Linked DNA regions of Homo sapiens: region 1 is linked to region 2. Evidence: chromatin loops called from intact Hi-C (ENCODE). Cell type or tissue: sigmoid colon. All regions are shown on one strand. Each heading gives the region's core, and the rest is flanking DNA. Links, peaks and the distances in the headings are about the cores only.

The links. Hi-C counts contacts between places; a loop is a spot of excess contacts. Peaks named below come from ENCODE experiments on the same cell type or tissue, not always from the same donor. Only the 100,000 strongest peaks of a DNase experiment are listed, where the experiment ranks them.
Region 1: a loop joins it to region 2, with 3 times the contacts of the local background. A loop is called at or near these places in 3 of 110 quality-filtered maps.

The regions. Positions count from the first base shown.
Region 1 is chr5:124,761,429-124,777,560 of GRCh38, forward strand. No RefSeq gene overlaps it. Among named protein-coding and RNA genes, the nearest start is that of ZNF608, 23 kb to the left of the region's middle. In sigmoid colon, for the core only: no CTCF peak of the experiment used is centred there; no DNase peak of the experiment used is centred there.
Region 2 is chr5:124,925,617-124,941,748 of GRCh38, forward strand. No RefSeq gene overlaps it. Among named protein-coding and RNA genes, the nearest start is that of ZNF608, 190 kb to the left of the region's middle. RefSeq lists an enhancer at 10,294-10,693. In sigmoid colon, for the core only: no CTCF peak of the experiment used is centred there; a DNase peak (open chromatin) is centred at 7,495; H3K27ac peaks cover 161 bases.

The sequences.
Region 1 (16,132 bases), core at 3,959-8,958, 170 kb before region 2:
TAAAAAGAAAAGACAGAAAAGTTCCAGGAGATAGTAATGGATCATATCATATCATATATGCCTGGGCAAGTTCTTGAAAATTGTAATGCTCAAAACATTTGTTAAATTAATGAATTTATATTGAACTTCTATATGTGTAAATAGTAGAGAGAATGGATTCCCCAAAAATGTAAGGGGCAGTAATGAATCACAAGCAGCTCAGGATGTATTGACATATACTGAAGCCAATGAGTATATTCACTGGACAAAAGATAACAATAAACATGTATTAAGACAACTCGGAATTTAGAAATCCTCAAATTAGAAAGTGCAAATTCTGCAAGAATATTTTACAGCCAAATTAAATAAACTAATGAAGGCAGAGAGAGGTCTTTATGAATGAAAACCTGTTGAGAGACAGGTCCTTATGAATCAAAACATGTTGAATGAAACAAAAGTTAATGTCAAGAAACGGAACATAGAGTCAAAAATGGGATCCCTAGAGAACAACAACATCTAAGTTGTCAAGGAAGATATTCTGGATAAATAAATAAATAAATAATAATCTAAATATGGGGCAAAAAATAAAAGGTCTTGAATGAGAGAGAAGAGAGATTTTCTTTTCTTTCTTTTTTTGTTTTTCTTTTTCTTTTTTTTTTTTTGAGAAGAAGTCTAGCTCTGTCGCCTAGGATGGAGTGCAGTGACTCAAGCTTGGCTCACTGCAACCTCCGTCTCCCAGGTTCAAGTGATTCTTCTGCCTCAGCCTCCTTAGTAGCTGGGACTACAGGCGCCCGTCACCACGCCCAGCTAATTTTTTGTATTTTTATTACAGACGGGGTTTCACCATGTTGACCAGGCTGGTCTCGATCTCCTGACCCAGTGATCTGCCCACTTCAGCCTCCCAAAGTGCTGGGATTACAGGCATGAGCCACGGCGCCCGGCCGAGAAGAGAGATTTTCTAAAGCTAGGGAAGGTACAGCTCTGAAGAGAGAGTGACCAACAATTCCAAATGCATCAGGGAAATCAAGTAAGTTTCGGATGGAAAAGCCTCCATTGGTTTTTTTGGAGAAGTCATGGGTGATCTTAAAAGGAGCAATGTCAGTGAAATGGTAGCAATAACCCTTTCACTACAATGGGTTTGGGACTGAAATAGGCAGGAACAAGTAGATCAAATGAAGTCTACTCCTAGAAGCTTGTTGGTTGAAAGCAAAGAGAGAGCATCATTTTTAGAAAAAGAGTCTGGGAAAAGGCTTTTGTTGTTGTTTACCTACTATGAAACAGCCTTCAACATTCTTTTTTTTTTTTTTTTTTTGAGACAGAGTCTTGCTCTGTCGCCCAGTCTGGAGTGTAGTGGCGCAATCTCAGCTCACTGAAAACTCTGCCTCCCGGGTTCAAGCGATTCTCCTGCCTCAGCCTCCTGAGTAGCTGGGATTACAGGCGCACGTCACCATGCCCGGCTAATTTTTGTATTTTTAGTAGAGAGGGGGTTTTATCATGTTGGCTAGGATGGTCTCAATCTCTTGACCTAGTGATCCGCCCACCTCAACCTCCCAAAGTGCTGGGATTATAGGCGTGAGCCACCTCGCCCGGCTGACTTTCTTAACATGCCGAGAGAAAAGAGTCAGTAGAGACGGGCTGGCCATGGTGGCTCACACCTGTAATCCCAGCAGTTTGGGAGCCGAGGCGGGCAGATCACCTGAGGTCAGGAGTTCGAGACCAGTCTGGCCAACATGGCGAAACCCTGTCTCTACTAAAAATACAAAAATTAGCCAGGTGTGATGGTGGATGTCTGCAATCCCAGCTACTCAGGAGGCTGAGGCTGGAGAATCGCTTGAACCCGAGAGGAAGAGGTTGCAGTGAGCTGAGATCATGCCATTGCACTCCAGCCTTAGGGGCAGAGTGAAACTTCGTCTCAAAAAGAAGAAGGACACAGTGGACTTTGGATACTCGGGGGAAAAGGTGGGAAGGGTGTGAGGGATAAAAGACTACAAATTGGGTTCAGTGTATACTGCTCGAATGATGGGTGCACCAAACTCTCACAAATCACCGCTAAAGAACTTACTCATGTAACCACACACCACCTGTTCCCCAATAACTTGTGGAAATACATTTTTTTTTTAAAAAAAGAAATGCCTGTTCAAGGTTTTATCCTAGTAACAAATGCTATGCAAAAGGAAAGGAAGGCAGCTGCATACAATGTGAATATATTCCCCACACCCAGGCCCTTTGGTAGGCCTTGCGTTACCTAGGGCTCCTCTCCGACTTGAACTCACAAACTAGAGGCTGTCTTATTTTGTTTGGAAAGAAGTTAGAGCAATAATCTGGAGGCAAAAAGCCTTTGCTTCCTGCTGTTCAATTGATGTGGCAAAGGAGCAAGGAGTTGGACCCTACTAGTGTAGCTCTTTCAAATGTGGTTCTTTGGTACTTGGACGATTACTGTGGATCCTGTATTGCACTTCCTATATGTTAGGTTATTGTTGGTATTACTGATACCACATTTGTGGTAGCTTTCTTCTGTTTGTGTTTTTCTCTACTGGTTTTTCCTCTTTCAGGAATTTCTCAAGATAATATGGTGCTCTTATGGTAACCCATGTTGCCTTATAGCACTTTTTTTTTTTTTTTTTTTTTTTTTCTGGAGACAGAGTCTCACTCCGTTGCCGAGGCTGGAGTGCAGTGGCGCGATCTCGGCTCACTGCAACCTCTGCCTCCTGGGTTCAAGCGATTCTTCTGCCTCAGCCTCCCGAGTAGCTGGGATTACAGGCATACGCCACCACACTCAGCTAATTTTGTGTATTTAGTAGAGACAGGGCTTCACCATGTTAGCCAGGCTAATCTCGAACTCCCGACCTCAGGTGATCCACCCGCCTCGGTCTCCCAAAGTGCTGGGATTACAGGCGTGAGCCACCGCGCCTGGCCAATATGGGGCTCTTATGGTAACCGAAGTTTCTTTGTAGCAGTCTTAAAGGCTATTTTCTGTCATTTCAGTGGAGCTTGGGTTGTTGAAAAAACTATATAGGCATACTGAGGCCATTATCTTGATGTAATCCCTATTGGGTTTTAAATTGAAGAAATACGTAAAAATAATTATGTTTGTCTCATAAAGTAAAAATATTACTACTAATAAATGCATTATTCAGGTGTATATAAAGCAAAAAAGAATAAGTTTCCTTCCAAATCTCCTTCTAACCATACTCTCTTATCCAGTAGAAATGTTTCTCTGTGATTTACTATATTCCCTTGCATATTTTGTTTCCATGCATCTATAAGTGTATACATGATATGCAGTTTTTTTCTTGCAAAAACTAGAATTTCTCTATTACAGCTTTTTCTGCAATTACTTTTTCACTTAAGACTATATGATAAACATCTTCCCAGATCAGTACATATAAATGAGCTCATTCTTTTTATGGCTGCATGATATCATTGAGATGGAAATACTGTAATTTACTATATCAGTTCTCCAAGTGATGAATATTTAGGTTGTTTTGAAAAAGCTTATGGTTTAATTCAACATCTCAAATAGTTATTAAGGTGTTATATGTATCGGGGTATCAAATAACATCTTATATCATAACAGAAAATATTATTAAACTATTCAGTATGAAAAATGAAGACTATTCCAGGAAAAGTCATTTAGTTGTCTCTCTTATGCTTAGGATTAAAATTATTAGGCAGAAAAAACTAAGTAACAGTGGCCATGGCTGAGCATGAAAGCAAACATCACATTAAATATTTGCTTTCCGTGGGTCATTTGAGGTTCTGTCAACTCTAAACACATTGCCTTAAACTGTTGGAAATCTAAAAATAGTTGTACTACTGCTTTCCTTTTTGTTCCTTATTCGTCTCATATCAGTTTACCTGATGTGAGATGTTTTGTTCTAATATTTATTTAAGCACTCTCTGTGTGCCAGGCATTGTACTAAATCTTTAGCCACAGTATTTTGCTTAACCCATACACCATCCAAGAAAAGTGTTATCCCCATTTTTAAATTAGATTTTGTTCAAATCCTAGCTCTGTTCTTTGTTAGCTCTGTGGCCTTGTGCCAGTCATATAACTTCCCTGAGCTTTGTGTTCCTCATAGAAAATAATGAGAACCATACTCTAGTACTCAATCATTTACAAACGTTTATTGAGTTCCTACTGTGTGTCAGGCACTGAGTAACAAGGTTGTTTGAAAGATTCAATGAACTCATGCTTCTAAAATTGTACCTGGCACAAAATATGCTTTCAAATGATAAATATCAGGTTGGTACAAAAGTAATTGTGGTTTTTGCAATGTAATAGTAATATTATTTTTTAAATGTATTTATTTATTTATTTTGAGACCAGGTTATGAAACTGGCTAATTTTTGTATTTTTGGTAGAGACAAGGTTTCACCATGTTGCCAAGGCTGGTCTCGAACACCTGGGCTCAAGGAATCCACCCGCCCTCAGCCTCCCAAAGTTCTGGGATTCCAGGCGTGAGCTACTGTGCCTGGCCTGTAATAGTAATACTATTATTGTGGCTAGAAAGACACCAAGCTTGAATTTGAATGCAAGTCTATATGAGTCCAAGGCCTCCTCTTTTTTCTTCATGTTATCTTCCCAAAACCAGGGTCATGTGACTATACCTGTAATTCACCATTTGTTTCACTGGTTTTTGCAATCTAAATCATACAGTTCTTTCAAGGCTAAAAAGTAAATCAAGCCCACCATAGTTTTTATGCTGGGGACTACTACCCCAAATCATTTTTTACTTCTCTTATTTGTTTTTTTTTTTTTTTTTTTTTTTTGCACTGTACACTACACGATCTAGTTAGTTCTCCATGGGTTGTCATATATTTTTTCTCTAAGCTATAAAAGTTAGCTGGCACTATTCACAATAGCAAAGACTTGGAACCAACCCAATTGTCCAACAATGATAGACTGGATTAAGAAAATGTGGCACACATACACCATGGAATACTATGCAGCCATAAAAAATGGTGAGTTCATGTCCTTTGTAGGTACATGGATGAAGCTGGAAACCATCATTCTCAGCAAACTATCACAAGGACAAAAAACCAAACACCGCATGTTCTCACTCATAGGTGGGAATTGAACAATGAGAACACATGGACACTGGAAGGGGAACATCACAACCGGGGACAGTTGTGGGGTCGGGGGATGGGGGAGAGAGAGCATTAGGAGATATACCTAATGCTAAATGACAAGTTAACAGGTGCAGCACACCAACATGGCACATGTATTCATATGTTACAAACCTGCACGTTGTGCACATGTACCCTAAAACTTAAAGTATAATAATTAAAAAAAAAAAAGAAAGAAAACTCCACCAAAAAAAAAAAGTTATCTTGGGCTAGCATAACAAACGAGATACATTGGGAGACTTAAGCAACAGAAATTTGTTTTTTTCACAATTCTGGAGGCTAATAGTCTCAGATCAAGATCTGGGATGGTTGGTTACTGGTGAGCATTTTCTTCCTGGCTTGCAAACAGCTCCATTCTCCCTGTGTCTTTATGTGGTGAAAAGAGAGAGAGGCAGAGGGCTCTCTGATGTCTCTTCTTATAGGACACCAATGCTATTGGATCAAGGCCCTATGCATATGATCTCATTCACCCTCAATTACTTCCTTAGAGGCTTCAACTCTAAATACAGCCACGTTGGAAGTTAGGGCATCAACATATGAATTTGGGGGAGACACAAACATTCAGTGCATAACCAAGTGCCTTCTTAAATGTATCTTGTCTTTCAAGACTTCAAGCAGAGAGACAGTATTGCATTTTTGACTTCTTTTATGTTTCTTGCAAAGGGCTTAGCTGTGACTAGACATGTAGTAGACTGAGCAATATACAAATGAAATCTATTTTACAAAATTTGCAAATCAAAATAAATGGAAGGACAATCACTATGATACATGGGTTCATGGATACTACTGTGAAAGAGGTCAGTGATAGAAGACTGAAGAAAGGGCAAACATTTAAAACTTCTAGGCTCTTTGACATTGAAATATATATATATATATACATATATATATACACACATATATATACATATATATATACACACATATATATACATATATATATACACACATATATATATATATATATTTTTTTTTTGAGATAGAGTTTCACTCTTGTTGCCCAGGCTGGAGTGCAATGGCATGATCTCATGATCTCAGTTCACCGCAACCTCCGCCTCCCAGGTTCAAGCGATTCTCCTGCTTCAGCCTCCCGAATAGCTAGGATTACAGGCATGTGCCACCACATTGGGAAAATTTTTTGTATTTTTAGTAGAGATGGGGTTTTCCCATGTTGGTCAGGTTGGTTTTGAACTCCCGACCTCAGGAGATCCTCCCGCCTCAGCCTCCCAAAATGCTGGGATTACAGGGGTGAGCTACCGCACTCGGCCTGACATTGAAAGAGATTAATGCCAATGCCCATGATGTTACAGTAATAAAATTAGGAAGGTGAGTGTAAATCAGCAAGAGTAAACATCAGTCTAATAGTATTCAGAGTGGTAAATAGCAGGAACGTTACAGTTCAAATGGTAACCACCACTTCCCAGAAAGAGGAATGCTTTTCTTTTTCCACTAGAATCTTGGAGTTTGCTTGTTATTTTTAACTGACTATCAGATGGTTTCCTCACCAGGGCCCATGTTGATGAAGGTAGTAGGGCACTAAAGCCAAGCATAACAAGAATTTTTTTTCTTTTTTCTTTTTTTATTTTTTGGATACAGAGTCTCACTCTGTCACCCAGGAGGGAGTGCAGTGGCGTGATCTTGGCTCAATGCAACCTTCACCTCCCAGGTTCAAGTGATCCTTCCATCTCAGCCTCCCGAGTAGTTGGGACCACAGGCATGTGTCATCATGCCCGGCTAAATGTTTTTTTTTGTATTTTTAGTAGAGACGGGTTTTAGCCATGTTGCCTAGGCTAGTCTCAAACTCCTGAGCTCAAGCAATCTACCCGCCTTGGCCTCCCAAAGTCCTGGGATTACAGGTATGAGCCACCACCCTGGCCAGGATTTTTATCTTCAGCAACACACCACATCTGAAACTCTGAACTGCAAACACCTACCTGTATATCTTTTCATAAGAATATAAACACATATATATACTTTTCTATTTTTATTTTTATATAACAAATTATTTGACTATTCTCCCCAAACAAAGCAATGTGGTCAATGGGTAAGAGATCTCTTACAGCAGTGAAGAATTTGGTGATCGGCACCTAGTGGAGTGAGTGAGCTGGCTGAGAATGGGGACAGGAACCATGGAAATAACCCTGGATTCAGAGTTAGAATCCTGGGTTCTTGTCCTAGTTGTCACTAATCAACGGTGGTGCCTAGGGCAAGCCACTTCAGTTTTCTGCTGTGCCCTAGTTTTTCTTGTTATAAATTGGGACAATAAGGCTTGCCCTACTTATCTCATTCATTTGTTGTGAGGGTCATACAAGTTAATGTGTGAATGTGCTTTTAAGACAAAAAGCCATCCACAAATGCAATGCATTTTCATTTTTTATGTTGTCTAGTGAAACTATCAAATAAACATGTAGTTGGATGATACTCCATCTTGACGGCTGTGGATTATACAAACAGACATAATAAATTGCTAATATTATACCCCCAAATTTTATTACCAGTATGAATTGACAGAGGGATAAAAACAGTTGTATACAGATGAGGCTAAGAGTATGTTAGAAAATGATATATTAGACACTGATAGCTTTAGGAGATGCTGAGATAAAGGTGTAATAGCAAATGTGCAATCTAGATCAGTTAGTCTAGCATTTGATAAAATAATAGTGAAGTTGAATGCTTTGCTACAGTGGTTATTTTTAAAATTTAACCTGAGGAAGTATGAAAGTAAATAAAAGTTTTCATCATTAGAACTATATCCTTCCTTCCTTTCTCTCTTTCTTTCCTTCCTTCCTTCCTTCTTTCCTTCCTTCCTTCCTTCCTTCCTTCCTTCCCTCCCTCCCTCCCTCCCTCCCTCCCTCCCTCCCTCCCTCCCTCCCTCCTTTCTTTCTTTCTTTCTTTCTTTCTTTCTTTCTTTCTTTCTTTCTTTCTTTCTTTCTTTCTTTCTTTCTTTGATACAGGGTCTCACTCCTGTTACTCAGGCTGGAGTGCAGTGGCATGATCACAGTTCACTGCAGCCTCTACTTCCTGGGCTCAGGTGGAACTCCCACTTCAGCCTCCTGAGTAGCTAAGACTACAGGTGTGCATCACCACACTGGGCTATTTTTTTGTATTTTTAGTAGAGATGGGGTTTTGCCATATTGCCCAGGCTGGTCTCGAACTCTTGGACACAAGTGACCTGCCCTCCTCAGCCTCCCAAAATGTTGGGATTACAGGCATGAGCTACCACTTGCAGCCAGAACCAAATATTTTTAATTGGAAAAGACCTTAGAGAATATTCTAACCCAAACTCCCGTAATTTTGTAGACGAAAACATGGAAACTCAGCTTGCTTGTTCCTTGTCAAAGGTCACACATCAAAGATACTGGCAAGATTAATCTAATATTCTGGATAATCAGAGCTATCTTTGAAACCATTTTTCAAGCCCAAAGTGAGAGACTCACTCAAAGTGGTAGCTAGATTAAGAATCTGGGATTCCAAAGTAGGACAAGATGGACAATGCTGGCATGGCTGGGCTGGGAGATAAAATGAAGCTTATGGATAGCCAGGTGTAAAGACAAGTTGGTTGAATGATCCACTCCTGTAAAAAGGTAGAAATGGGTCAATTAAATTCTAAAGGAAAGAATAAAGTATCTGAAGGGAGACCTTGAGCTGAAGACAATGTAGGCACAAAAAGTAAATACCAGAAGTTAGGACAGGCTAGCCAAAATAGGTTTGGGAACAAGGGCAACAAGAGAATCATGATACTAATTCTAATGAGTCTCACTCTGTCACCCAGGGTGGAGTGCAGTGGCACAATGTTGGCTCACTGCAACCTGCACATCCTGAGTTCAAGTGATTCTCCTATCTCATCCTCCCAAGTAGCTGGGATTACAGGTGTCCACCACCATGCCCGGCTAATTTTGTATTTTTAGTAAAGTTGGGGTTTCACCATGTTGGCCATGCTGGTCTCAAACTCCTGACCTCAAGTGATCCTCTGGCCTCGGCCTCCCAAAGTGCTAAGATTACAGGCATGAGCCACTGTGCCTGGCCTCATCATTTTGTTCTTAAAATATATTTTAAAAAAGAAGATAGAAACTGTTATCCCATTTTAGGGAGGAGGAAATGGAGGCATAATGGGAGAGTTGGAGCTTAATTAACCTGCATAAGTCTAAAATCCACATTCTTTACTACTATGGTCTATGAACTCCAAAATAGGAAAAAAGAGAAGACATATACCGGATTTGGCAAGACCAGTCTTTGATCCATAGGCTTGTTGTTAAGGGTGCAGTGTATGGCTCCCAAAAGCTATCAAAGCGTTTGAATATAATATCCAGAACCTACATCCAACTCTTGTTTCAAAATTATGCTTAGCTTGTAAGTTATCATCTTGCACTAATTCTGGGCCATCATTTGTCTTAGTTTTCTTTGTAATGCGGATGTGATAAAGTGGCAGTAGAGAGTCATTGGACATCGGCTTGCAATTAATTCCAGTGGATTGACGTTTATACCAAACTGCAATCAAAATAATCAGGTCATTTGTATACTAGTTAAATATTTACAAAATTATAGAATCAGAAGTCTATCAAATGTTGATGTATGTGTTTAGAATAACTGAGACCCATTCATTAATTCTTTCAACAAATATTTATTGAAAATCTACCGTGTGCCAGGCTTTGCTCTAGGAACCAGGGATGCTAAAGTTCCTGCTTTCATGAAGTTTATATTCTAGTGAAGTTGAGAAATAATATGTAAACAGGTAATAACATATAATAATTTTAGATGGTAATAAATGCTGTAAAGAAGATAGAAAATTATGATATGAGGGAATGTGATGGGAGCAGGAAGAATTTTAACCCTCTAACTGCCCTCCCACCACTTCGTTAAAAATCCATGAGGGTCTTCCTTTCGTAACTGTAGAATATTCCTCTGAATTGGGTTTAAAATAAGCCTCAAAAAATATACTTGCATTAGTGGGAATATTAAATAAGCATTGTCCATATGAAATAGGACTAGCCCCAGAAAAACCATGTCTTGGTTCTGTGTGACGGAGGGACCCACAGGAGTAAAGTGCACTTGTCATTTTGCACTTCTTCATTGGCCATTTGCTGCATTCTCTTTCAGGGTAACACAACCCTGGGATCCCAGTGAGCTTTTGAAGACTGATGAAATAACTGGCTGCTGTGGTCTGGTTAGTTCACAAGGAAAGGCACAGGATGTAAAATTTCCATGTTTTATCATATCCATCCATAAAATTAGGCTAACGAATTGATAATATAAACTGGCATTCTGAAGTTATCATCAAGAAACTCCCAATATTGGCTGGATCATTTTCATAATGTTGCCATTTCATTTTCATAAGCAAAGAGACCCCATTTGGAAAATAGTGCCTCTTATGCTTTATCATGTAAATGCAAACCACTGTTGAAGTTGAGACACATAATGCTATGGAAGTGCAGAGACCTTGTTTTTGCAAACTGACAGCTCCTATTGTGTCTCTCTGATTAATATGGAAGTGATGAATGCAAATCTTACGACTTCATTTGATATCAGCTATGGTAAAAATTTGACTCATAATATTGTTTTCATGAAAAAAATCATTAAGAATCAAGTTTGGGAGAATAAGATCGGGGATGGGGAGAGAAGTTGTGAGGTAGGAAGGGAAGAGAAATGTGAAGAAGAGTCTTAACAAAGTCAGCAAAAAGAGGGACCTGTAAGGAGATTATTCAACCTTTGGGCACTGATTATGTGCATATGTATCTCTCTTATAAAGAGAGGTCTTTGTATCAGATTGACATGGAAACCTGGATGGATACCACACTCTTCTGTGGAAGGTGCTTCTTTTACAAAAACAGAACCAGCAAGGATAGTCTACTTTGAAAGATGTCATTTAGTTTGGGCCAAAATTACCCAGGCTTCAGTTGGGAGAGCTGTCCCAAGTGTTTTTTCTTAGAACCAGCACAAGAAATGTATTTTCTTTCAGTTGGTTCAAAATCCCTGTGGGATAGAGGCACCATCAAATGCAGATTGACATCTATTTGTAGCACAACCAGAAAGGCAGTTTCATTCTGAATTATTTAACATGGCAACATTTTGCACATATAAATCATGTCCAGCTTTATTAGATTAGGCCAATTGAAGAAATATATACACCTGCCTGTCATGTAAAGCCCTTTATCTTGGGGAGTAGACTTCCCAGGGGGACTTCCCAGGAAGTAAATTGAATACTGAGTGGTTTTTTCAGTGATGGGGCCTGAATTGAAAATTGAAATTCCTGCATGGACATCAAATTCACATAAAAAATGAGAATCTAGTTTATCTCTTTTGGTTACCAGGGTACTAATCACTCTAGAAATTTGGATTTACATGACTATGGCCCTTCTGTGCCCTTTATGTTGGAGCTGGGCCCTGTCAATGTGATAATGTTCATAAGGCCCTTTGAGGTCTTCAGATGAAAGGCATTCTACAAACACAAACTATCACTTGCATAAATCAATCAAGTAGCTTGATATTATTTCTCTCCATCTTTGGGTTTGCCAGAATGAGACAGAAGATAGCAAATGCTATATAGTGAGATGAAAGCATAGAGATTAATAGGCGACTTCTTTGTAATCAGATAAGGCATGATGATGCACAGTTGATAGACTTGATTTCTGTTACAGGAAAAAAAAAATACACCCAGGGTTGTTCTCATTGTATTCACAAAATCTCAGAGGGCAATCTCTTTCCTAAAAACAGGCTGCATCTTAAATAACTGCACCATGTTAAAGCTCTTCCTAATTTAAGTTCAGAAAAAAAAAATCACTTAGTGCCACATATGGGCACAGCATTGAGAAAATGGGATTTTATTTCTTCTCCCTCTCACTCCCCCTTCTTAGACCCAGTGCCATTATTTTGGAGAGCTGAGAGGTGGAGAATGAAAAAGCCATTGGTCTCAGTTTTCCTGCCACAATGGCCTTTTATGAGAGGGATTAGATACGCCAAGAACTGGTGCAGCATTCACTGGTGCCCCGAACGACAATCTGGAAAAAAGACGATAAAAATCAGTTTGTCATAAGGTTAAATCACCAAAGACTTCCCAGATTGGTTTTTCAGATTGTTTTTTCTTTGGAAAGAAGATAAAAAAAAAAAAAAAGAAAAGAAAGAAATATGGGCTAAAAGCTGATTTTTTTTCTTTTCTTTTTTTCCCCTCAGTGCAAGATGTAGCATTCAAAAAACATGTTGAGTGAGTTGAAGCATTAAAAAGATCAGTCTTTGGCTGTTGAATGAAAGACTGTTGTGTGTGTGACTCACATACTAAATGGAAACCTGCCTTCAAAGCCTATTTTACTGCCTAATTATATATACACAAAATGTAGCTGTCTGTTTCAATCAAATCATAGGAAAAGGAATAAAACTCCCCTAAAGATGCAATTTTCATGGTTTGTCATAACCTTAGAAACACTGCTAATGTAAAAGGAGGAAGTACAGCTGCATGGTCCAGATAAGGTTCCAGTAATTGTTTTTCTTTTAATTATTACTTTATAAAGACATTATACCTCCTACTCTGAAGAAGAAAAATTAGTGTCCTGTCTCTTCTTTTTTTTTTTTTTTTTTCCCTCCCTTTCCATTTTCACACCAAGCTTGTTGATATGCATTTGAGCTGTGGCTAGAAGCCAGCGTAGCTATGGAAATAATAATTTAAGTAACCACCATAACTACAGGCTTTCAGAGGGTTTCAGGGAGGAAACCTTTTCTAAATTTATGTTCTGAATTGAGTAGAGCTTTCCAAAGCACAAAATAGAGTGCCAGGGATTGAGATAAAGTGCTTAGACCTAAACAACTGTTTGCACTTGGCTTTCATGGAAATACTTTCAGTTCATAATAGCTAATGTACTTATTTTTAAAAATTAGCAATTGCATGGGCATTTTTATTCTTGTCATCTTCACTGAAGAATAATGTAATAAAATACACAAAAGGCTCCCCCCTCAACATCTTATAATGTACAGATTTTTTTTACAATAACCAGAAATTGTAAAGTTTAATAAGCCATTACTAATTTACATATTTTCATAGATTCAAATCATTAAAATGCAATGATATTTTAATGGCTTAATAATATATCTAATTGCAGATTAAAACTTTCTAACACTGGAGATAGCATTGAACATACCACCAAGGGACTCCAAGTGCATAATTCAGTAAGAATTGACAGCTTCTGACATTTCTTACGAAAACAGAGTTCATCACAGAATGAGTAAAATGATTATCTTGCAATATGCATTTTTTTAAAAAGTTATAATTTTAACTACACGTACCACCCTTCCCCTTAATCTCTTCCTGCCTACCCCTAGTTCCGTCTCCAGCCCTATTGAGTTTGGGACCTGCTCTATGAATCCACAGAGTAAACAACTTAGCTGAGAATTCTGTGATAATTAAGCAGATATGATCACAAAGCTACTCTCAATGACTCTGAGAAATCCTTGGGTATGAGAGATATGCTAACAAATAAGAAACACGCAAAAACTGAGTGAGTTTATACTCTAGAAATCACTGCCCATACCCCAAATTCCAAAATGGGGTTTGGGACCTGTTAAAAGGAAACATACAATGTTTGTAGCAGCAGTATTCACAATAGCCAAAAGGTGGAAACAACCCATGTCCATCACAGACAAATGGCTAAAATGGAGGCACAAATGGAGGGACAAATGGCTAAACAAATTTAAGTATGTCCATATAATGGAATATTATTCAACTACAATAAGGAACAAAACACTGATATATGCTGCAATGTGGATGAACCTCAGAAACATTATGCTAAGTAAAAGAAGCCAGAGAGAAAAGGTCATATATCATATGATTCAATGATACGAAGTATTCAGAATAGGTAAATCCATAGACACAGAAAGCAGATTGGTTGTTGTCAGAGACTAAGGGGAGGAGAGAATGGGATGTAACTGCTTAATGGGTATGAGGTTTTATTTTGGAGTGATGAAAATGTTTTGGAACTAGATAGAGATGGTAATTGAACATTGTGAATGTACTGAATGCCACTGGTTCTTCACTTTAAAATTGTTAATTTTATGTTATGTGCATTTCACCTAAGTGAAAAAAACCATGATCTCATCACTCTCATTCACTCACTCACTCAATCTTCATTATGACTTCAAGGAGCATATATATTTACTACTGACAATGTGTCAGGCACTGTGGTAGGCACGGGGGGAGTAATGTTGAATCAGCTAAGAAAGCCTCATGGAGCTTACCTTCTGGTTGGAGGAACAAAGTGAAAAAACCAAATCAAACAAATATGATCATTATAAATGCTTATGTGAGAAGTAATGACTAAGTTGGTGGTCTGGGGCAGATTAGCTAGGGAAGTCACTGAAAGCCTTTCTAAGGAAATGATAGTTGAATTCGGACATAAAAAAGAAGCCATACATGGGAAATTACTGGGGGAGAGAATAACATATACAAAGCATAAGTTCTTCTTGTTACGGGAAAAGAAAGGAGTTCAATAATAGTAAACAAAGTGAGTTAAATGTATAAAGTGAAGTCAGAGAGGTAAGCAGATACCAGGTTATGTAGGACATGTTCAGAAACTTGAATTTTATTCTAATTGTGATGAGAAGATATTATTAGAGGGTTTTTTTGACATACAAAAAGCTGTACATATTTATTGTATACAACTTGATGAGATATTACAGAGTTTAAAGCAGAAAAGTGACATGCACTTTTTAAAAGATCACTGTTGCTAACTCATGAAGAATTAATTGGAGGGTGGCCATTGTAGACATAGACTATCAGGCTACTGTGGTTGTGCAGAAGCAAGATGATGATGGCCTGGACCAGGATGCTGGCAGTGAAGAGGGAGAGGAATGGACAGATTCAAGTTCTATTTTGGAGGCAGGCCCATCAGAACCTGTTAATGGATTGAGTGGGTAAAAGGTAATTAAAAAGGAAGCATCACAAACTACACATAAGGTTTTGGCCTGGGCAGCTGGGTAGATTTTGGTGTCACTTCCAGAGATGGGGGGTTGTATTAGTTTTCTATTACTGATGTAACAAAATACCATAAATTTAGCAGCTCAGGACAATACAAATTCAATATCTTGCAGTTCTATAGGTCAGAAGTCTGACCTGAGTCTCACTGGGCTAAAATCCAAGCATCAGCAGGACTGTTTCTTTCTGGAGGTTCTAGGGGAGGATCTGTTTCCTTGTCAATCCCAGCTTTTAGAGACTAGCAGCATTTTTAAACTCATAGCCTTCTTCCTCCATCTTCAGAGCCAACAAAGGTGGCTCTTGCATGTAATCTCTTTGAGCTTCCTTCTGTTATCACATCTCCTTCGGACCACAACTGGGAAATGTTTTTTGCTTTTGAGGATTAGATTGGGCTCACCTTGATAATCATGCTGCTATCTTTCTGGCTCTGTTTCCCATTGTCACAGCTCCTTCTCTGTCAGGCTTCTTCATTCCACTTTTAAGGACTCTTGTGATGACGTTAGCTCTATTCAGATAATCTAGAATAATCTCCTCATCTCAAAGTTCTCAATCGTAACTGCAATGTCCCTTTTGCCATGTAAGGTAATACATTCATCGGTTCCGGGTATTGGCATGTGGACATCCTTGGGAGGGACGTTATTCTGCCTACCACAGGGATAATTGAGAGATAACTGGGTTTAAGATGGAAAATTAAGATTTAAATTTGAGACTCTCAAGAGGCATCCAAGTGGAATGTCAAATAGGTAGTTGGATCTCCACTTGGAATTATGTCTAAAGTTTGCAAGGGAGGTCTTGGCTAACAGGTATAAATGTAAGAGGTGTGGTATTTAAAGCCACAGGGAACTAGATTATCTAGAGAAGGCCGGGTGTGGTGGCTCACACCTGTAATCCCAGCACTTTGGGAGGCCGAAGCAGGCAGATCATGAGGTCAAGAGATCGAGACCATCCTGGCGAACATGGTGAAACCTCGTCTTTACTAAAAATACAAAAAATTTAGCTGGGCATGGTGGCGTGCACCTGTAGTCCCAGCTACTCGGGAGGCTGAGGCAGGAGAATCGCTTGAACCTGGGA
Region 2 (16,132 bases), core at 5,461-10,460:
AGGAACTGAAAAGAAGTGAGGTCAGAAGCTACTGGAAGAAAGAGAGTTACAAAAGTAGGCTAACAAATGCATGTCAAGTTTACATGACCCACAGTGATATTCTCAGGTTAGAGAAAGAGTTATGAAGACAATGGTGATCCTGCAGCAAAGTAGAAGAGAGCACTTAAATTATAGAATGATGAAACATTAGAAGCATTTCCTTTAGAATTTAGAGTAATTTAGAAGTGTCTAGAATAAAGGAAAATATGTATTAAATAGCAGTGCTATATACTAGTAATAATCACTTTTTTAGTAGTATGAAACTTGGTGTCAACAGAAACTTTATATACCAATGAATAGCTTTAACAAAAAACGTGATAGACATGTATGAATACTTACAGTATATTCTGAGAGGTGTAAAAATGTAAAAGATTTCATGCAGATACATAATTGTTGATGTACAGGTGGACTGAGTATTGCAAAAGTGTTAATTTTTTTCTTGAATATATGAGTTTATCGTAGTTCAAAACAGAGTTCTGATGGGCAAATTTTTGGTACAGTAATGATCATAGCAGCACTATTTTTAATAGCCAACAACTAGAAACAATCAAATGTCCATAAATGAGTAAATAAACTGTATATTCATTCAATGAAATAATATACAGCAAGAGGATGATTGAACTACAACTACAGCATCAACATAGGTGAATCTCGCAAACATAATAATGAACAAAGAAGGCAGACACTAAAGAGTATATACTTTGTGATTCCACTCGTATAAAGTTCCAAAACAGATCCAAATGATCTATGATGCCTGGAAGGGATGCAAGGGAGACTTTTGTTCTGGTAATGCTTCTTTTCTTTTTTCTTTTGAGAGGGAATCTGGCTCTGTTGCCCAGGCTGGAGTGCGGTAGTGCAATCTCGGCTCACTGCAACCTCTGCCTCCCGGGCTCAAGTGGTTCTCCTGCCTCAGCCTCCCAAGTAGCTAGGATTACAGGTGCCCATCACCACACCCAGCAAATTTTTGTATTTTTAGTAGAGATGGGGTTTCACTTTCACCAGTTGGCCAGGCTGGTCTTGAACTCCTGACCTCAGGTGATCTGCCTGCCTTGGGCTTATTTCTTGATTTGAGTGCTAATTGCATGTATTCATTTTCCAAAAATTCTTAGAAATTACATGTATGGGCCAGGCGCGGTGGCTCACGCCTGTAATCCCAGCACTTTGGGAGGCTGAGGTGGGCAGATCACGAGGTCAGGAGATTGAGACCTTCCTGGCTAACACAGTGAAACCCCGTCTCTACAAAAACTACAAAAAATTAGCTGGGCGTGGTGGCATGCGCCTGTAATCCCAGCTACTCGGGAGGCTGAGGCAGGAGAATCGCCTGAACCTGGGTAGCGGAGGTTGCAGTGAGCCAAGATCGCACCGCTGCACTTCAGTCTGGGCGACAGGGTGAGACTCTGTCTCAAACAAACAAACAAACAAACAAAAAAGAAATTACATGTATGATTTGTGCCCTTTTCTATATGAATGTTTGATAAAAATTTAATTTAAAAATATCAATTGTTTTTTAAAAATGTGGACATACTAATTTAACCTTTCATCTGCAAACTAGACAGTAACAAATTAGCTTAGAGACTATTCAAAAAGAAAAGTAATGAAAACTGGCTGTATCATATATAAAATGTATAAGAAAGCAGGAATGAGTGAAATGCTCTGGCAATAGCAGGGGATCATTGGATAGAATACAATGTATGATAGAGATGAAAGGATAACTCAGTGGGGGGAAAGGAATGAATGATCAATAAGTGATGTTGTATTTTCAAATCCTCCATGCAGCTGGGTACACCCATGTGACCACATTTTGGCTAATGAGATGTCAACAAAATTGATAAATGCCACTTCCAAGTCTTGCTCCTTAATGAATTAGGGTTGTGTACCTTCCAGCCTCACTCTGCTGTCCTTTTAGTTTGGAGAAAATGAGATTTAGAACAATTGCCCGAGACCCAGAGACGGGAGCCACTTGTCAAGGATGGCAGAACCACCTTGTCAGGCCCACACCATTAACTGTGAGAGAGTTGATCTTTTAGCTTAAACAAGCCCTCACTCAAGGAGAGAGGATTACATAGAGGCATGAAGGTCTGGAGGTAGAGATATTAGAGGTTGCCTACCACAGGAAAAAAATCAATTTAGATCCTCACTTAACACTATCTCACTTAACACTGTACCAGAATAATTTGCAGATGAGTAACACATTAAAATGTAAAAACTCAAGTAATTCCTAAAAATAGATGAAAGTATATGTGTGTGGGTATTTTTTTTTATCAGATTGGAATGTTCTAAGCTTAAAACAATGGAAGCTCTCGCTCACAGGCTGGGTTCTCCAGGGAGCAGACACTGCAGTTGTCCTAGTATGTGAGGCTTATTGGTGAGTCATGCCTGTGAAGGGAGAAAGGGAGGAAGCAGGAATGGGCAGGGAAAGGTGAATCTGAAAAAAGTCGAGTAGTCCAATGAGGAGCTCTAGAACAAAGATTTCCCGTTAGAGGAGTCCCAGGTTGGGCGACATAGCTGAGCCTTGAACCAGTTTCTTGCTCCGTGAGTGGCTAAGGGCTGCCCTGAGTATTAGAGCAGCCTCTTTTTGAAAGCTGAGGAGAACCCTGAGGAACTAATAGCTAGAGGTTGTCTGCTGTCCACACCCTTTACCTGGGCTGCAGGCCTATTTTTGAGAGTGGATCTGAGCAGAGTGTTTCCGTCCCTGCCACAGTCTACCCCTTGCAATCTATGAATCCACTTTTCTGTACACACATAGGGAGTAGCTCCTGTGGGGCTCTTATAGGCTCCCTCCCCGAGGAGAAACTGAGAAGTGAGAAGTCAGTGGGAAGAACTGCACCCCCATCGCTGCAGTTGCTCTTCAGGACGCAACCGGCGCTCATCCTCTCTCTCCTCCATCATCCATTCTAAAACCCCTGCCACTCAATTACCACCTCTGCTGGTCTTGGTGGCTTATCTGAGGTGGGACTCTAACCCTCATCTGAAGGTTCGGAGCCCTGATAACCGAAATCTTCAGGCTGGGCTTCAGTGATCAAGTGATCCTCCTGCCTCAGCCTTTCAAAACACTGGAATTACAGCACCTGCCTATTCAGACAAGAAAGTATCTTAAGAGACACCTCAGTGGGTCACCTGCGTTCCATACATGGAGTGACAGCGGTTGGACCTCCTCCAGATGATGGCAGATGACTAGTAGCTGACTTTCTTTTTGCCTGTTGTTTCCTGGACAAAAGGAGCCCTAAGTGACTTGGTGGCAGTCATAGCTATTAGCTCAATGGGATCTGGATTCTCCTGTTAAGAGTGCTTCATTTGGGATCAGGTCCTCTAACTCTGGAGCTCAGAGTTATGGGGAACAGGAAGTAAAGATTTTTACAGATGGTCACTGGTGGTAATGGTAAGCAGAGCTATTCCTGCTTCCGCCTCTTGGTTTCCCCAAGTATTCGTCTCACTGCGGACACAGAATTATATACATGTCTCTGATTCAATGCACATACCCTGAAGGATGGCATTTCATCCTCACAGAGTGCTGCCTCGGATCTGGCACTTCAGCAGGCCACTCCAATGCTCTGTCAGGTTGGCAGCCTCTGGGTGGTGATTCAGCCTGTGGATGCTGTGGGCATGGGCTCACGCCTTCACCTCTTCTGTTTTAAAATGGGTTCCCTGGTTAGATGTTCTTTGTGTGGGATTTACTGTGTATTAACCATTCCATAACCCTTGAATAGCAGTGCTGGCTGAGGCTGTGTGGTAGGAAAAGGCAAACCCATATTCAGAATAGGTTTCTGTTCTTGTGAGAACACACTGTTAGTTGGCCCCTCTGGGATGGAATGGGTCCACTGTAGTCAGCTTGCCACCAGATCACCCATTCGTCCGTTCAAGAAATAATGCCATGTTTTAGGTTCAGCACTGGTTTCTGTTGTTGGCGGATTGAACATTCAGAGGTGGCAGTAGCTACAGAGGCCTTGGTGAATAGGAGTCCATGCTGATGGGAATATGCAGGGCCTCCCTCTCTGCCACCACTTCATTTATGTGCCCATTGTTTTATCACTGGGGTGCCTGCATGAAAGATGGCTATCATCAACTGGCTGCATCATTTTTCTTCCTTTCTTTTAGAGACAGGGTCTCACTGTTGCCCAGGCTGCAGTGAAATGATGTAATTATGGCTCACTGCAGCCTCCAACTCCCAGACTCAGGTAATCTCCCTCCTCAGCCTCCTGAGTAGTTGGGACTACAGGTGCTCACCACCATGCCCAGCAAATTTGTTAATTTTTTTTTTTTTTATTTGAGATGAAGTCTCGCTCTTGTCCCCCAGGCTGGAGTGCGATGGCACGATCTCGGCTCACTGCAATCTCTGCCTCCTGGGTTCAAGTGATTCTCCTGCCTCGCCCCACCACCACCCCCCAGCCACCGCCCCAATAGCTGGGATTACAGGTGCCTGTCACCACACCCCGCTAATTTTTGTTTTTTTAGTAGAGACAGGGTTTCACCATGTTGGCCAGGCTGGTCTAGAACTCCTGACCTCAGGTGATCCGCCCGCCTTAGCCTCCCAAAGTGCTGGGATTACAGGCGTGAGCCACCACGCCCGGCCTGTTAATTTTTTTATAGAAACGGGCTTTTTTTGCTGTGTTTCCCAGGCTGGTCTTGAACTCTTAGCCTCAAGAGAGCCTCCTGCCTCAGCTTCCCAAAGAGCTGGAATTACAAGCATGAGCCACCATTCCTGGCTCATGTTTTTTCATGGTTGTTTAGTGCCTCTTCTATAGTGGGTGCTTTCTGGTGGGCACTGATCTTGACACTCTGTATTCACATTGTGTGCATCTGCAGACTCCTAGCCTAAATCTCCTTGTCCATGATCTTTCCATCTTTTTTCTTTAGCTCTCTGACCAGCCAGCCATCCTATTCCTTCTTGTTTAATTTTTCCACCTTAAGCTCCTCATGTGGGACCACCATATGGCCATAGGTGTGAACTGACAGAGGGGTGCTGGTACATTGGTCGAGGGTGATGGGAATCTGGCTACTCATCCATACAGTTTGCTCATGCCCTCATGACTTGCTCTTGCTTGGTACTGGATGTATCATATCCATCTTATGATGGAATACTGGCATTTATGATAGTAGTCCATCATAAGATAGATATGATACATCCAGGACTTACTTATGACTTGGTGGGTCCAAGAAGGTCCCAGCTCATTTTCTGATACACAGTCACTTAGTGTTTTATGGTCAAGCATTTTTGTCTCTACCAGGACCCAGTAGCATGCTAGGAAGTGTTTTTCAACAAGTTTTTTTTTTGTTTTTTTTTTTTTGTTTTTTTTAGCAACAGATAACATGGGCTTGCTCTAGAACCCCAGGGACCTGAATTGTGATTCTACTGTTGAGGTTTGCTATAAACTCTGCACTACATCATCTTCCATCATTGACACTGACATTACCTAAGGTCTGCCAGGTTGTAAGGCCCAAGTGACAGGGATACTGCATCACATCCTGGAACTGCTGTGTAGTCTTCTCTGGCTTTGGGTCCCACTTAAAGCTAGAAGTCTTCTATGCTACTTGGTATATAGGTCAGAACAGTATTTCTAGGTGATGTTGAAACCAATGATCAGTAAGACATCATCATGTAATGGATCAATCTGATGTTTTGTGGGATGTCCAAACAGTTCATATCTTTTCAGGCTCTATTATGAGAGAGGGCAGAGGAGACAGTATAGTTCTAGGCAATAATGTAATTGTATAATGTTGTCCTTTCCAAGAAAATGTAAACTGTTTTTAATCCTTTCTCTTCATTGGGATAGAAAGTAATGAATTCTTGGCTGGGTGTGGTGGCTTATGCCTGTAATCCCAGCACTTTGGGAGGCCAAGGCAGTTGGATCCCCTGAGGTTGGGAGTTCGAGACCAACCTGGCCAACAGGGTGAAACCCCATCTCTATGAAAACAAAACAAAACAAAACAAAAAACTTAGCTAGGGGTGGTGGTTCACGTCTGTAATCCCAGCCATTTGGGAGGCTGAGGCACGAGAATCACTTGAACCCCAGGGAGTGGATGTTGCAGTGAGCCAAGATTGTGCCACTGCACTCGAGTCTGGGTGACAGAGTGAAACTCCATCTCAAAAAAAAAAAAAAAAAAGAAAGTAATGCATTGTCTATATCAGCGGCCATATACCACACAAGAGGCTATATTAATATCCTTTAACAATGATACCACACATGGTACAGCAGTTGTGACTGGGCAACAGCTTGGTTGATCTTACTGAAGTCTCAGTCATTCTCCAAAACCAATTTACTTTCTGCAGGAACTGGACTGGTGAATTAAATAGAGATATGCTAGGTACCACCATCCCTGGACCCTTTAGTCCTTTAAAAATGACACTAAGGGCTGGGCGCAGTGGCTCACACCTGTAATCCCGGCAGTTTGGGAGGCCGAGGTGGGCAGATCACCTGAGGTCAGAAGTTCAAGACCAGCCTGGTCAACATGGTGAAACCCCGTCTCTATTAAAAATACAAAAATTAGTGGGCACCTGTAATTCCAGCTACTCGGGAAGCTGAGGCAGGAGAATCTCTTGAGCCCGCGAGGCAGGTGTTACAGTGAGCCGAGATTGTGCCATTGCACTCCAGCCTGGGCAAAAAGAGTGAAACTGCATTGCAAAAAACAAAAAACAAAACAAAACAAAAGCACTAGTCTTTGGTGCTCCTCATTTTCTTACCTGGGATGCAGTAATGTTTTTGATTTGCTATGCTGACTGGAGAGTGGTGGTGGATTATTTCATAGCCTCCAATTTGGCTTTCCACACTCTGATAACTATTACTCCTATAAGCCAATGTCTCAATATAGATGGTTTTCTAATTTTCAAGTGTGTTAAATCTAATTATACATTCAGGGACTAGGGAACTGACCACCAGGAGGGTTTGTGAACCTAGAGGACATATTATTATTACTCTAGGCCTTGAAATTTCTTCATTCTTGTTTCTTTTTTTTAAATAGGGTCTCTGTCACCCAGGCTGGAATGCAGTGGTGTGATCACTGCTTACTGCAGCCTCGACCTTTCCAGCTCAAGTGATCCTCCCACCTCAGCCTCCCAAGTAGCTGGGACTACAGGCACGTGCCACCATGCCTAGCTGATGTTTTTTTTTTTTTTTTTAAAGAAATGTGTTGCCCAGGCTGGTCTCAAACTTTTAGGCTCAAGCAATCTTCCCACTTCCGTTTCCCGAAGTGCTAGGTTTACAGGCATGAGTCACTGTGCCTGGCCTCATTATTTCTTGATTCCTATGTGACCCCACTCTAAGAAGAGAGGCCATGATGACATTCCATGTCCCCGAGTTTCAGTGACCACTTGGACTCTTTATCTAATACCCCTTAAAGGGTCTGGTCATTCTTACCATATTATGTATTCACTTGAATAAATGGCCATAAATGCCTTTAGAGAAGAACTTGGAGTGTCAGTGCTCTGTATATTTGTCTCAGTGTTGGCAGGGTTTTCCCCCTGGGAACCCAGCCACTTCTTTGGTTAATAGATTCCAGGTCTGGAATTGCTCAGGTTCAGGAACTGGGCAAATGATCATGACATTTTTATTGGAGCAATTGCATTCAAGCTCCAGTGCTGGGTAAAAAAATATTAAAAATGCCCGTTAGAGGGGTCCTGTGTTTGGTGAAGATGGGTAGGCCCTTAAACAACTGCCTGGCTCAGTCATTGGTTGAGGACCACCCCCAAAATAATGTGCCCTCAGCTCAAAAGCTGAGGCAAAACCTGAAGGAACTGATAACTAGAGGCCATCAGCTAAACACACTCCTACTCACTGGACAGGAGTTCTTTCTGGAAAGGCAATCTGAGCAGGTCACCTCAATGTCTGTCACACAATCATGAACAAAAATATCCCAAAAAATTTTTTTCCACAAAAAGTAAAATTCTCAAAACTCAACAATTTGAAACAAAAGCTATTAAAAATAATATGAAGGGTTAACTTCCTAACTAACTTCATAAAGGATTAACACCCTTACATCATAGCATCACTCTTTAGGAAAAATCTATAGTACATGAACTTTATATGATATATTTAACAAATAGTTAAAGCTAAACACTTAAGATTCCAATAAATACTTAGAACAAGTACTAAGACAGAATAAATAGGAATAACCAATGGACATGAAAAAATACAGTCTTACAAGTAGTTGAATGCACATTAAAACAAATACATTTGAAGGACCTATCAAACTTCTAAATTTTTTTTTTTTTTTTATTAGATGGCGTCTCGCTCTGTCGCCCAGGCTGGAGTGCAGTGGCACGATCTCAGCTCACTGCAAGCTCCACCTCCTGGGTTCAGGCCATTCTCCTGCCTCAGCCTCCCGAGTAGCTGGGACTACAGGTGCCTGCCACCACACCCGGCTAATTTTTTGTATTTTTAGTAGAGATGGGGTTTCACCGTGTTAGCCAGGATGGTCTCGATCTCCTTACCTTGTGACCGCCTGCCTCGGCCTCCCAAAGTGCTGGGATTACAGATGTGAGTCACTGCGCCTGGCCCAAACTTCTAAATTTTTAAAGTTAACAATTTAATTTTGACTGGTGAGTGTTAAGTTAGAGGCGTCTCACACATGCTTAGCAGGAAGGTAAATTTATATTTCTATAAATAAATTTGGCACCAGGCTTCAGGAGGTGCACAAATTTATTTTCTTTCTTTTTTTTTCTTTTTGAGATGGAGTCTTGCTTTGTTGCCCAGGCTGGAGTGCAGTGGCGCTATCTTGGCTCACTGCACCCTCCACCTCCTGGGTTCAAGTGATTCTCCTGCGTCAGCCTCCCAAGTAGCGGGGATTACAGGCACGTGCCACCATGCCCGGCTAATTTTTGTATTTTTAGTAGAGACAGGGTTTCACCATCTTGGCCATGCTGGTCTCAAACTTCTGGCCTCAATTGATCCGCCCACCTTGGCCTCCCAGCATGCTGGGATTACAGTCGTTGAGCCACTGTGCTCAGCACAAACAAATCTTTTACTCAGTAACTCTACTTTGAGAGTCTATCCTAAGGAAATAATCAGAAATGTGGACAAAGATATATGTGTAAAGATATTTATCCTAGCACTATTTGTTATATTAAAACCCACAAGCAGCCTTAATGCCCCAAATTAGGAAAACAGTTATATAAATTACATTGAATGTATGTGATAGCGTAGCGTATAGCCATTAAATGAAAATGTGTGATAAGCCTTTCATGCCAAGAGGTTACGCTTAGGAAATGTTCAATGAAAGTGAAAATAATCATACATCGAGTAGTACCTCAAATATGTAAAAATCCATAGAAATATGTGTAGAAGAAAATATGACAGAAACATAAATATTGATTTGATGATCCTTGGTTGGGTGATTTATGTTCTTCTTTTAACTTTTGAATTTTACAAAGCAAACATTCTCGGAGTCATCTCAAGTAACATTGCTGAAAGGTTTTGTTGACTTCAGGGAAGGTGCTGGGTTATGGGCTTCTCTCTGTGTGCTCACTGCATTTTCTCAGTGCCTGCCTATCTCATCACATTTATTGCATCGTGCTCGACTTTCTCTGTGTATGTATCTGCAATGCCATTCTGACACTAACTACCTGGAATTAGGTCAAATTGCGGAAGTTGAGGGTGTAGTCCACCACGAGACTTCTCTCACTTCAGACACCAGCCACAGGCTCTGGGCTTTCCAGCCACCTGCACTTCTAACCAACTGGTGACAAATTTAGGCATTTCCACTACTTCCTCAGGCTCTATACTTTCCTAGAATAACTCACAGAATTCCAGAAAGTGTTACACTTAGGATTACAATTTTATTATAAAGGACATGAGTTGCCAGGCACAGTTGCTCATACCTGTAATCCCATCACTTTGGGAGGCTGAGGCGGGTGGATCACTTGAGGCCAGGAGTTTGAGACCAGCCTGGGCAACATGGTGAAACCTCATTGCTACTAAAAATACAAAAATTAGCCAGGTGTGATGGCACACACCTGTAATCCCAGCTACTAGGGAGGCTGAAACAAGAATCTCTTGAACCCAGGAAGCAGAGGTTGCAGGGAGCTGAGATGCGCCATTGCACACCAGCCTGGGTGACAGAGTGAGACTCCATATCAAAAAAAAAAAAATATATATATATATATATATATAAAGTCAAGACTAGCCAAATGAGAAGAACATATGTTGAGATCTTAGAGGGTCCCCAACACAGAGCTTCCATGTCTTCAGGATGTATCACCCTCCTGGCACATCAATATGTGTCACTCACCTGGAAGCTCACTTAAGCTTTGGGTGTCCAGAGCTCTTACTGGGGTTTCATTCTATAGGCTTGATTGGCTGAATCACTGGCCACATGATTGAACTCAATCCCTAGACCCCCCCTTCCCTCCCCAGAGGCTGGGAAGTCACGTTGATAACATATGGCTTGAAGCCCCAACCCTCTAACCACATAATTTTTCTCTCCAGCATGGAAAGCCCCCATGCTGAAAATACCTAGAACTATGAGTCACATCATTAGCATAAACTCCAGTGTGGTCAGAGAGGTCTACCATGAATAATAAAGACGCTTCTATCACTTGGGAAATTCCAAGAGTTTAGAGGCTCTGTCACAGGAACCAGGGGCACAAGCCAGCCAAATCCTCCATTATACAACAGTGTATGTTTCATCCATTGGCTGTGCCCCCAAAATGGAGAAACCATGCCTGGTACCCCAGCAGATCTTTTCTTTCAGTTAATTTGGCAACATAAAAAACTTTGCCTAGGCCAGGCACAGTAGTTCACGCCTGTAATCTCAGCACTTTGGGAGGCCGAGGTGGGCAGATCACGAAGTCAGGAGATCGAGACTATCCTGGCTAACAAGGTGAAACCCTGTCTCTACTAAAAATACAAAAAATTAGCCCAGCGTGGTGGCGGGTGCCTGTAGTCCCAGCTACTCGGGAGGCTGAGGTAGGAGAATCGCTTGAACCTGGGAGGCAGAGCTTGCAGTTAGCCGAGATCGCGCCGCTGCACTCCAGCCTGGGCGACAGAGAGAAACTCCATCTCAAAAAATAAAAATAAAAATAAACAATAATTTGCCTAAAGTCTATTAGTGTGACTTTCACTCTGAGTCCTAATGTGGCACTTTTCAGCTTCAGTGGCCTTAGAAGGTCACGTTGTAGGACTTAGCAATGCACCAACATTCTGGTCCTTTTAAAATGTAATCCATCACTGAGAAGAACAATAAAACAACAGCAAAAACCACAAAAACGTTTTTGCGTTTATCATCTTTCTTTTCCCTTGATTATATCTATCAAAACCATTAGCTAATTTTGAATTAATAAGGAAATTAATAGAAAAAAATATTAGCTTAGTGCAAGGAAAGGCCACAAAGAGAAATGCACGGATGGCAGTGGCATGGCTGTGTTTATGAATGTCTAATTCTGTCAATATTTTGTTGTCAATCTCAGGATGGCCCAAGAATTAGTTTTTATAACATCAATATAGTATTTGGTGAATCTGACAAATTAGTTGATTATATTTATGCTTACTCTTTTATTCCAAAAGCTAATTGCGTCTAGTAGGTGATATGATTAACGTTTAGGATCGCCTATTTAACCTAGTCCTTCAAGTCTTTGTTAATTTGTATTTCATAATTTATTAGATTAAAACCAGGATGGCTGCCTAGAGATATTATTTTTCAACTTCATAGGACTATGTATTAAAATTTTAGCCACTCAAAATTGAGTCAACTTTTTTTGAGACAAAATATTTTATAGACAGGCATACCTCATTTGATTGGGCTTTGCTTTATTTTGCTCCACAGATACTGTGTTTTTTTGACAAATTAAAGGTTTGTGGCAACCCTGTGTTGAACAAGTCTATGAGCGCCATTTTTCTAACACCATATGCTCACTTTGTTAGCATTTTTAGCAATAAACCATTTTAAAATTAAAATATGTACATTGTTTTTTAGACATAATGCTATGGCACACTTAATAGACTGCAGTATAGTGTAAACAACCTTAATACGCACTGGCACCCAAAAAATTCATGTGGTTGGATTTATTTTGAATTAATTAATTTATTGAGACAGGGTCTCAGTGTGTCACTCAGGGTGGAGTGCAGTGATGCGATCACAGCTTACTGCAGCCTCAACCTCCCAGGGCTCAGGTAATTCTCCCACCTCATCCTCCCGAGTAGCTAGCCTACAGATGTGTGCCACCAGCTTGGCTAATTTTTCTATTTAATAGAGACAGGGTTTTGCCATGTTGCCCAGGCTGGTCTCGAACTCCTGGGTTCATAAGATCCGCACGTCTCAGCACCACAAAGTGCTGGGATTGCAGGTGTGAGCCACCATGCCCTGCCAACTTGATGTATTTTGATGCTTATTTTATTGTAGTGGTCTGGAACTGAACCTGCAATATCTCTGAGGTATGCCTGTGTATGTGTGTATGTATATATATATATATGGTCAAGTGCTGCATAACAACATTTTGGTCAAAGACAGACTGCATATATGATGGTGGTCCCATAAAATTCTAATACTGTATTTCTACTGTATGTTTTTTCTATGTTTAGATATGTAAGACACCATTGTGTTGCAAATGCCTGTAGTACTCAGTACAATAAATGTTGCACAGGTTTGTAACCTAGGAGCAACTGGCTATTTGATACAGCCTAGGTGTGAAGTAGGCTACACCACCTAGTTTTGTGTAAGAACACTCTATGATAGTTGTACAGCACCATATTTGCTTATTGACACATTTCTCAGAATGTACCCCTGTTGTTAAGCAACATATATAATATATAATGATATACAGAGTGTAATATATGTGGACCAGTTTTACATGTTTGATCCAAGGACAACATCCGAAGTTCTCAAGCATCACTGATTCACTAGATCTCACTGCCAGGCATATGGAGATGCCTTTCTGATGAGAGCTGTCTCTGTGGGCTTGTTGCTACACTGTCTCTAGGTGTTGGAGACAGATCTGATATGGAGACTGGTCTGAATCCGTACCTTTTCTCCTCCTTTCTGAGCAGGCTTGACCCTAGGCTTGTGGGAGAAGACAGGGTTTTCAACAAGCAGGATGAATAGAATGCCTTCTGTGTGCGTTGTATTTGCGTGGTCTCCTATCTTTCCTGAGGGTGAGGGTCTCCTGTGACTAGAGTCACAGTAATTCCTAGGTACCATTGAATGCCTAATACATATTTAAATTTTCCTTATAAAATCAAAGGTTGGCCGGGCGTGGTGGCTCACACCTGTAATCCCAGCAGTTTGGGAGGTTGAGGCGGGTGGATCACGAGGTCAGGAGTTCGAGACCAGCCTGGCCAACATGGCAAAACCCCATCTCTACTAAAAATACAAAAATTAGCCAGGCACTGTGGCGGGCACCTGTAATCCCAGATACTCGGGAGGCTGAGGCAAAAGAATCGCTTGAACCCAGGAAGTGGAGGTTGCAGTGAGACAAGATCATGCCACTGCACTCCAGCCTGGGTGACAGAGCAAGACTCCGCCTCAAAAAAAAAAAAAAGGCTGTTTTGTATATAACAGGATGTATATACGTTTGTATATAACAGGATGATGCAGTTGAGAAGAAAAAGCTGATGATTCAGAACTGAGCAGAGACATTTACCAGAGTGATGTCCTTGAGCAGGGCCTTACACCATGCTCAGTATAAAGATAATGTCCCAGGGAGACGTCACGTGCTCTTTTGTATGAAAGGTGCCTCGTGAGTAATGCATCATGGGGGCCTGTCTGCACAGGCCGAAGGGGTTAGATTGAAGGAATTAGCTGCCCACCAAAGTGCTATGAAGACTATTTTAAACTGAAAACATCTGAACAGGCAGCAGCCACAGAAAGAAACATTATTTACACTTGAGTAGAACCCTCCCAAAATACAGCTGCTGTTGACCCCCATCTGAGGGAGTTTACCATTTGAAGAAAGGTTAACCCTTAGCACTGGGAACTATGAATTCAGCTGCCATAACACCCATCGCCTCCGTGGGAAAATTTCCAGCCAGGAAAGAGATAGACTGCCTATTCCCATTAACAACAAAAAGCCCAATAGAACCCTTTATACCTTCGCAGTGAAACCCTCCCCTCCTTTTGTGAAATCGTTATATAAACCTCTTGTCTCTGGCTATTCAGTGAGTTACTCGTGACTGAGCAACTCTTGCATGCACGTGAAAATAAACTTTTATCTTTTCTTCAATTAATCTGCCTATGGCTGGATAATTTGCAGGTCCTGGGACTATTCAGACCTAAGTTGACAGAGGAGAAGTTTTTCCTCACAACAAGATCCTGGGTACAAGTGGAGAGTTGGTCTTAGTAGGAGCAGAGACACTTCATCCATACTAACAGGATGGAAGGCGGAGGCATTTGCATATATTCAACATCTCTCTCATTCTCAAACCTCCTGGAAGTGTTGTCTACTCTTAATGATTCATGTCCTCACTTTCCTTCACTCTTCTACCTATTCCAATTTGGCTTCCAGGCTCAACACACATTCAATCATTCACCCATTCATCTAAAAATTCTTTAATCCTACTATATGGTCTAGGCCCTGGGGAGTATATCATTAAACAAAATCCAAAAATAGCTGTCTTTATGGAGCTGACTATCTAGTAGGGAAAACATATCTAAAGCAAATAAATAACACCATGCATTCACTGGTGATAAGTGTAATGGACAAAAACCAAACACACACAAAGCAGGCAGGAAAGTGAGGTTCTTAGTTCACTCATGCTGCTGTAACAACAAAATACCTTAGACTGGGTAACTGACAAACAACCGAAATTTATTGCTCACAGTTCTGGGCAGAGTCAGTGTCTGGTGAGGCCCTGTTCCTCATAAATGGTGCCTTCTATGTCCCCTCACATGGTGGAAGGGGCAAACAGGCTCCCTTAAGTCTCTTTCATAAGGGCACTAATCCCATTCAGGAGGGTGGAGCCCTCATGAGTTAATGACTCCCCAAAGGCCCCACCCCGTAATACCATTGCATTGGGGTTAGGTTCAACATAAGAATTTTGGAGTGACACAAACATTCAGACAATAGCAGGGAGCTGGAGAGTGTTGATGGCCTCACTAAGAAGGAGATAATTTGAACAAAGATGTGAGGAGGTAGGGAAAAAACCCTATGGATCTAGCTGAAAGTCTCTTCCAGAAAGGAGCAGATAAGCAAGAGAGTGTACCTGATAGAGTCAAGGAAAAGCAAGGAGGCCACTGTGGACTGAGCAAGTGCGAAAGGCAGAGCAGCAGGTAAAACCAGCAAGGTCATATGTGGCTAGATTGTGTGGGAGCATGTAGTAATTGCCACATATTTTGACTTTACTCTGAGTGAGATGAGGACGCACCGGAGGAATTTGAACAGACAAATGATGTGTTGAAAATGGATTGGGAGAGCAAGGGTGGAAGTAGGGGAAGCAGGACCAATGCTGATCCTATCAAAAGATAATGGGCGATGCTTTGGAAAACAGTCTTGCATTCCTCAAAAGGTTAAGTATTGAGTTACCACATGAAACCAGCAATTACATTCCTAAATACATACCCAAGAGAAATGAAAACATGTCTAAACAAAACATGAATATTCATGGCATCGTTATTAAAAGCCAAAAAGTGGAAACAACACAAATAAATGTCCATCAGCTGATGAATGGATACAAAAATTGTGGTATATCCATATAATGGAATGTTATTTAGTCATAAAAATGAAGGAAGTATGGATACATGCGACAAAATGGATACACCTTGAAAACAGTATTCTACGTGAATGAGGCCATTCGGAAAAGACCACAAAGTGTATGATTCCATTTATATGGAAAGCCCAGAATAAGCAGTTCTGTAGAAAAAGAAAGTAGTTTAGTGATTGTCAGGAGCTAGTGGGAGGAGGGATGAAGAGTAAATTCTCTTTGGGGCGAAGAAAATGTTTTAAAATGAACTGTGGCAATGGTTGCACAACTCTGCGGTTTTTAGTAAAAAAAAACCATTGAGTTGCACACTTTAAATGGATGAATTATGTGATATGCCAATTATATCAATAAAGCTGTTAGTAAAAATAAAAAGAGGTAATGAGGCTTGGCACGGGAAAGTTGGAGTGGAGATGGTGAGACATAATCAGAGGTGAGAATACTTTGAAGGTAGAACTAATAGAACTTGCTGA